Regions from separate parts of the Mus musculus genome. Here region 1 is linked to region 2. A link is a contact called in ENCODE Hi-C or POLR2A ChIA-PET data. All regions are on one chromosome and are shown on one strand. The core of a region is the stretch at or near the end of the contact, and the rest is flanking DNA. Distances in the headings are between cores, read along the strand shown. Region 1 overlaps Gm12092 (predicted gene 12092). Region 2 holds the start of Rps27a (ribosomal protein S27A).

Region 1 (3,529 bases), core at 256-2,755, 89 kb after region 2:
GGAATTACAATCAAACTTGGGCCACCAAGCCTAGCACATCACTTGTTCTAGCCAGATGTTGTGCAATACTATCCAGTGAGTGTAACAGCCACCTGAACAGTGTGACTCCACGCTGCTACTGGATCTCAGCTGGATGCATTTCTGCCCCATCCACACATGGTTTGGGGAGGTACTAGAGAGCTAACTGAAGATTCTATCTACGCAGCTATGGGGGAGTAGCCATCTGTGCTGGTGGAAACTTTCAGTAGTGTGACTGCTCTAGGGGCAGTAAGTAGCCCCCATGTACTGTAAATGACCCCTTACCCATGCTCTGTGAGTAAGCCTAATAAAGTCATTGGTTTTCCAAGTTGAATTTTGGAGAAACTGTACTTTGGTACATATATCATTTGGTGCCCCTTCTGAGGGACAAAGATATATTTTTAGTCTCCTTAGAAATAAGTTTGCGCCGGGCGTGGTGGCACACACCTTTAATCCCAGCACTCTGGAGGCAGAGGCAGGCGGATTTCTGAGTTCAAGGCCAGCCTGGTCTACAGAGTGAGTTTCAGGACAGCCAGGGCTACACAGAGAAATCCTGTCTCGGAAAAAAAAAAAAACAAACAAAAAACCAAAAAAAAGAAATAAGTTTGCAGAACACTAGGGGTTGAGAGTGCCTAACCAAAACCCTGTTGATATAAAGATCAAAGAGGGCTGGACCTCCCTCAGGAGAGATTCCTTATGAATATCATTGTGAAGGGAAGAGCCAAGCTAAGGATCAACAGTCAAAGTACAATTACCCTGGCCCCATTGCATGAGTGGGTTTATCATACTTCCCAAGGTATTCTGGGTACTTTGATGGACTCTCTGGTTATAATTATTTTTTCTCAGACTTTTCTGCTCCAGAGACTGAGAATGAATTAGAACATGAGCCAGATGGGCAGATGTTGACTGAAGGCTAAAAGGAAGAAGATGAGATGGCCTGAGGCTGGCATCTTCTGAGACCCTAATAGCATGGACTTCACAGTATCCCTCAGTGGTCGTTCACTATCAGGTACTTATTTCTTGTCATTTTAGATTTTGTTTGAGTGCATGGTTCCTGGACCTTTCCCTAACATTTGTGACATGATAACCAATCTAATTGCAGTTAACTTTCCTGTAAACTCAATGAGAGCAGGGGTCTTGGTGCTTGCCTTGTCTCCAGCCCCACACTAGAGGTTTGCAGTGTGTGTTGGGTGAATGTAACCATTCACAAAATGGCTGCACGTGAACACGTGTGGAGTTCGAGCTGGCTCTGGGTGCTTGATTTCATCTGTGGGAGTGGGCATTCTATGCTGTACTTTTGTGATGGTAATGTGTGGTTGTCTGGCCCCCTGGGAAGTTGCCCAGCTGTTTGGTGGCGTCCTTTGTTTCCTTGTGGGCTGAGTTATCCCCAAGTAAAGACCCTGCAGTTGGATGCAATGTCTGCAGCAACAGCCGCTGTCTGCAGCTGGGTGGGTGTGATCTGGAGACCGAGTCTGTCTGATTCTCTGTTCCTGGCTGCTGACAATAAACAGGCTTTCCTCCACAGCTGTTGACAGTTGCCTCCCACACAGCCCACCAGAGCCCTGCCCAGGGCTGGCATGACTCCCTCCCTCCCTGTTGCACTAATTATAACAACACTGTATTATTACTCGTGCCTGAGAGTTTCACGCAGACATTTCCCCCTGGACTTTGGAATGAGACTCAAAAAGTAGAACTGCTGAAAATGTATTGAAGTTAATGTGGTCAGGTTCAAGTTATCTAATATGACTTGCTGATCTTCTGTAGAGGGCAAGGAGAAAGGATGCCGGTTCAAGGGTGAGGAGAAGGCCTCTCAGCAATCCTGGATAGGAAGGAAGGTGGTACAGAGCCTGGGCTCTAGTTTTCCTGGTGTCCTCAGGATATCACCCTGTAGTTTCTTCCTAATTGTGCACACCTTGGATTGGGAGAAAGAGTGTTGGGAAAGCCTCTTGGAGGAGCTGAGTACAAATATCAGAAAAGTTGATTTTCTCCTGAGAGTATCTGCTTCTGGTGCCTGAGCCAGGCTGTTCTTTCCCTGGGTGCTGCCATGCAGTTCTGCCCTCCTCAGGGGCTGCAGGGTAGGCTCTGAACACACAGTGGGTATGGGAATCATTCATCGCCTGTTTCCCAGGGCCACGGGGCAGTCCAGGAGGCACATGGCCCACACCAAACCATAGGCTTGCTTTTAACAGCAATGACTGTGCCAAAACGAGAGCTGGGAACAAAGCTGTGCTTTGGGACTCCCATATGAACCTTTCTGCACCTGAATCTGGTGAGTGCCTGGGAGGAGGAAGAATAAGAAGCCAACTAGGGATACGGACAGAGAACACTTACCCAGTGTCTTACTCAGTGTTGTATGGCTCTGAAGAGACACCATGGCCACAGCAACTCTTATAAAGGACAACACTTATCTGGGGCTGGCTTACAGGTTCAGTGCCTTAGACAATTGTCATAGTGGTGAGAAGCATGGTGGCACTCAGGCAGACACAGTGCTGGAAAAGTGGCTGAGAGTTCTACATCTGTTTAGCAGGTAACAGGAAGAAACAGTACCACTGGGCTTGGCTTGAGCATTTGAAACCTCAAAGCCCTATTCACAGTTTCTCCAACAAGGCCATACCTCCAATAATGCCACTCCTTATGAGTCTATGCAGACCAATTTCAGTCACACCACATGTTCACGCCTAACATGTTCAAAGTCCAGCACTGTGTCTAGCACTGCCAGAAAGAAAATGTCACCTCGTCATGAACCTGGCCCCCTCCACTTCTGTAACATTATGATTTGATCCCGTGGTCAATCTCATTTTCTCAGTAGTCTCCCATGACAGGAGGAAGGGCGGAGGCAGCTGTTCAAACCATTTGCCCTGGATTTCAACAGCGCTCCACCTGCTCCCCAGCAGTGCCACCCTGGGAGACCCCTGAGCAGCTGTTCACTTGTCTCATTCGCTTTTCACCCTTGGTCACCACTGCCGGACTATTTCCTCAGCTATAATGGGATGTATGCATGGTTCCAAGTGGGGCTGGTTACTCTGCACCGAGAGAACATAAGCTCTGTGAAGAAAAGTGCCCTATCAAGCCCAGTACTATTATATGTATTCCTCCTGTGAGGCAATTTGCTCATACCTAGTAAATGTGAGGGGTGAAGCTGGCCAGCTATCATGTGAGCTCCTTGTTCTTAAATAGACTCAACACTTTCTCAAAAGTTTTCAGATGCATTCATTTAAAACTGCAGATTGCCTTCTGTTCGATAGTCATCATTAGCTAAGCACTCTACAGAGACCAAGGCTGTAGCTCCCAATGCTGAAAACCAAACTACCTTGGGTAATTGTAAGAAATGTGACTGCAGTTCACAAAGAATGTGCTACGATGAATCAGGGTCAGGGAGCTTTTAAGGAACAAAAACCTCACACAGAGTCTCTGAAGATATAAAACTGGTTAGACCACAGCTGCCTGCCAGGCCCTTTCCTCCTCTGAGTCCTTCCTATCCCACAGCATGATCTGCCTTCCCCACACAGTG
Region 2 (3,290 bases), core at 411-2,910:
TAGCACCACCCCGAAGTCTCAACACCAGATGAAGGGTGGACTCCTGTTAGTGGAAGATGAAACAGCAGCACTGTAGCATCAACAAGTCTAACTCCAGCCTGTCAAAAAGTTGGGTGGTGTTGGGCCTGTCACTCCAGCACTAGGAATTTTAAGGAGGCTCAGGAATCCAGTTCAAGTTGGCCCTGAGCTACAGGAGACTGCTCTCTACAAAAAGGGTCAACCAACCATCGCATATTTTAAAATCATGGAACAGCTACAGTGCTCAGCAAGTGTTAGTGGATTCAATATCATCCCTTTTTCTGCATGTTTTCCCTCAAACAAACCTTTTGAATGTTGTAGTCAGACAAAGTCCGGCCATCTTCCAGCTGCTTACCAGCAAAGATCAGCCTCTGCTGATCAGGAGGAATTCCTATTAGAGGAAAAAATACTGGGCTTAATAGAACAAGGTACATTCCCCATTGTTGTGAATCAAATGATTGCTAACAGTGGTCACAGACTTAGATGCAACTTTTTCCAAGAGTAAAAGCCCTGGAACTTTCTCTGTAACCAGGCTGCCTCTACCTCCTTAGTGTTGAGATTAAAGTGTGGACTGGGCCATTGCCCAGCCTGAGCATTTTATCGTCTTTGTGACTCAGTAAACAGTTCTAGATTAACTTTTAAAAGATTTGTCCTGCAGAGTTTCCAGTTAATCAGATAGCCTGACACTAATGTCAGGAATATTTTACTTTCAAAAGCATCTAAATTTATTAATCTGTTTTCTACCTTAAGAACAAACGTGTCTAGGTCACACAAGCCAGTCATTTTTCTAGTGACAAACTTTACTTGCCTTCCTTATCCTGGATCTTGGCCTTTACATTTTCTATAGTGTCCGAGGGTTCAACCTGCCAAGTTTTGATATATGTAGTTAATATACGGTTACATAGTAAGTCATTAACTGCTAGCTTTATACAAAACGAGCAAGGAGGAGGTGAGCTAAAGGTAATCAATTAAGATGACACCGCGTGCAAACTACCCAGAGTGCTACAATCCAAATTAGTCCCCATACCAGGGCGAGCGACGGCGGGGGAAGCACAGGAACGCGTCTGCCCGGAGAAAAGCGTCTCCCATCACCTACCCTACATTTCGCCACTCGGGATAAAGCAGGCTAAACCGTACCACACCGAAAACCAAACGTTGTTTTTGCTAAGCACCATAATCTCAGCTCAAAGCCAAGTTTCACAACTCAAAACTCAGAAACCCGCCCTCAAACACTAAGGGCCTCAGTCAGGCCTTGGCTTCCTCAACGGCAAGGTGGCCCGTACCTCGAGCGTGATGGTTTTCCCCGTAAGGGTCTTCACAAAGATCTGCATCGTGGCGGCGGCTCCACCTGCATTCGAAAAGAGACGGATTAGATCCGACGACACCCGTGAGAGCGACGCGTAGCGCCACTAGCCAGAGCGCGGCCACAGAGCATACACTCACCCACGATGGCGGATCGGAAAGGAAGATCCGAGCGTGGCCGACGGGGTCTCCTGGCCGAAGGACCCGCCCCTTAGGCGGCCACACACGTGCCTGCGCGCTGCAGCGGAATCGCGGCTGTCTAACGCAGTGCCAGATTTGCTCGTTCGCTCGGTTTCTTTACGCTCTTTTCTCGGTTTACCTCAGAATGGCCTCGAAATGATGTGCTCAACTAAAAAAAATGCCTCAAAAGGCTTTCTTATACAGCCGATGCGATTAAGAGAGGCTTTCCTTTAAAGGGGGCTTGTGAAACATAAGAGAGAGGTAAAACAAGTCTATCTGGGAATTGTAGTTTTACACTGCTTTCTTCTTGTTAGAACTACTTGTCCCAGGATGCATTTCCACACTTCCCGGATACCTGATTACACTGTCTAAGCTGTGGAGTGAGGGTTAGGAGAGAGTCAGGTGAGGACTCAGGGGATGAGGCACTATGATTTGCGCGTGGGTGGGGACTCTCTGGAAATGCCCCGGAGGGAAGGCTTAAGGGCTAGAAAGGCATTTGGGGGCTGAAGGTGTCTGTCACACCGTAGTGAGCTAGCCACATCTAAGGTATAGTCGAAGTCTTTCTAAGTGCAGGTTTCTGCCCCTCCCGGTAGTCCCTTCCGCTACCCTTCATCCGATCGGAAGAAGCTTTTGAGCGTCACGCGCCTCCCTAGTATGAAACGGTTAAATGTATTGGAATTTTCATCTTTTCACGTTTTAAAAAACATACGATAAGAAAATCTGCAGAATGTTTAGTTTTCGACTATAAGTTTAAATGTGGAGCGTGTCCATCCTGGAGAAAATAGGAGCATGTGCCCTCGGGGAAACTTGAAGCTGTTAAAAGCTGGTGCCTTCTCTCAGTCCCTTCTCCACCTCACAAACCCAGTGCCCTTTCTAATGCACCCTCTCAATGTCTTTTCACCCTATCCGTAAGCGTAGGCGTGCTCCGTTTTCTTACAACGAGGATCCGTAACTCCCTAATAATCTCTGTTTGCTCTTTCCTCATTTTAATATACTAGCTCTGCTGCCTCCAAATTACACATTTTGAAAAGTAAAAATGTAGGGCTAGGAGATGACACAGTAGCTAATATTCGATATGCAGAACCCTGGGTTGGAACTCAAGCACCCACTTTTTAAAAAGGTTGGTGTGCTTGGTGGAGTCTGTGACATGGTAGGCCAGCAGAGACAGGAGACTCCCTGGACCTCATTGGCCAGCAGGTTCAATGAGAGATGGGGGCCGACGACCCTACACCCACACATGACATACATATTTCTTAAAATAAGATGGGGCTTCCAGATGGCTCCATCAGTAAAGAAAATTTACATCTGCTCTAGATCTGATCAACCTTGAGATTCAATTGGTGGAGAAAACCAACTCTAGCAAGTTGCCCTCAGACTTTCACAGCGCTCCCTACCCCCGAACTAACGAAGTGCAATAAAAATTTAAAAATAAAAGGTAGACTGATTAAGAAGACCCACACACACACTCAATATAACGTGATCCTCCTGTCTCCACACATGTACCCACACGAATGTGAACATAAACAGAAAAGCAAAAAGTGATGGTGTTATTCCACATCATTCAAATATTTTACTTTGGGGTTAAAGGTTATCTGAGCATGTGTGAGGCCCTAGAATTGATATCCAACACTACAGAGAATAAAATGTGTTGCTTCAAGTAGGAACAAGGGCATAACATAAAAAGATAGCTTTGTCAGAATAAAAGCCCCTAAAAGGATATTAATAGGACACCAAAGGAGGAACTTGGGTTTCTGCCACTACTACTCCGATGTGTGCCCCAGTGACTGTGC

The links. Hi-C counts contacts between places; a loop is a spot of excess contacts on that map. ChIA-PET counts read pairs that join two places held with the same protein, here RNA polymerase II (POLR2A).
Region 1: POLR2A ChIA-PET joins it to region 2 with 18 read pairs in embryonic stem cell. The contact joins the enhancer-like site here to the promoter of Rps27a in region 2. A Hi-C loop is called at or near these places in 1 of 37 maps with a recorded cell type or tissue (v-Abl transformed pro-B cells). POLR2A ChIA-PET finds 5 or more read pairs at or near these places in 4 of 5 experiments (Patski and embryonic stem cell).

What each region holds. Positions count from the first base shown.
Region 1 is chr11:29,635,571-29,639,099 of GRCm38, forward strand. The region is part of intron 1 of Gm12092 (predicted gene 12092); the gene reads right to left. Among named protein-coding and RNA genes, the nearest start is that of Gm12092, 8.3 kb to the right of the region's middle. Within about 2 kb of position 1,506, at least 1 of the 3 ENCODE cell types and tissues checked has a DNase peak (open chromatin) inside an H3K27ac peak, as active enhancers do.
Region 2 is chr11:29,546,380-29,549,669 of GRCm38, forward strand. Rps27a (ribosomal protein S27A) reads right to left here and starts at 1,661. Exons shown (of 6, transcript NM_024277.2): 1 at 1,462-1,661; 2 at 1,302-1,366; 3 at 827-881; 4 at 324-409; 5 at 1-43. The coding sequence starts at 1,349. Clhc1 (clathrin heavy chain linker domain containing 1) reads left to right here and starts at 1,571. Exons shown (of 12, transcript NM_028504.1): 1 at 1,571-1,761.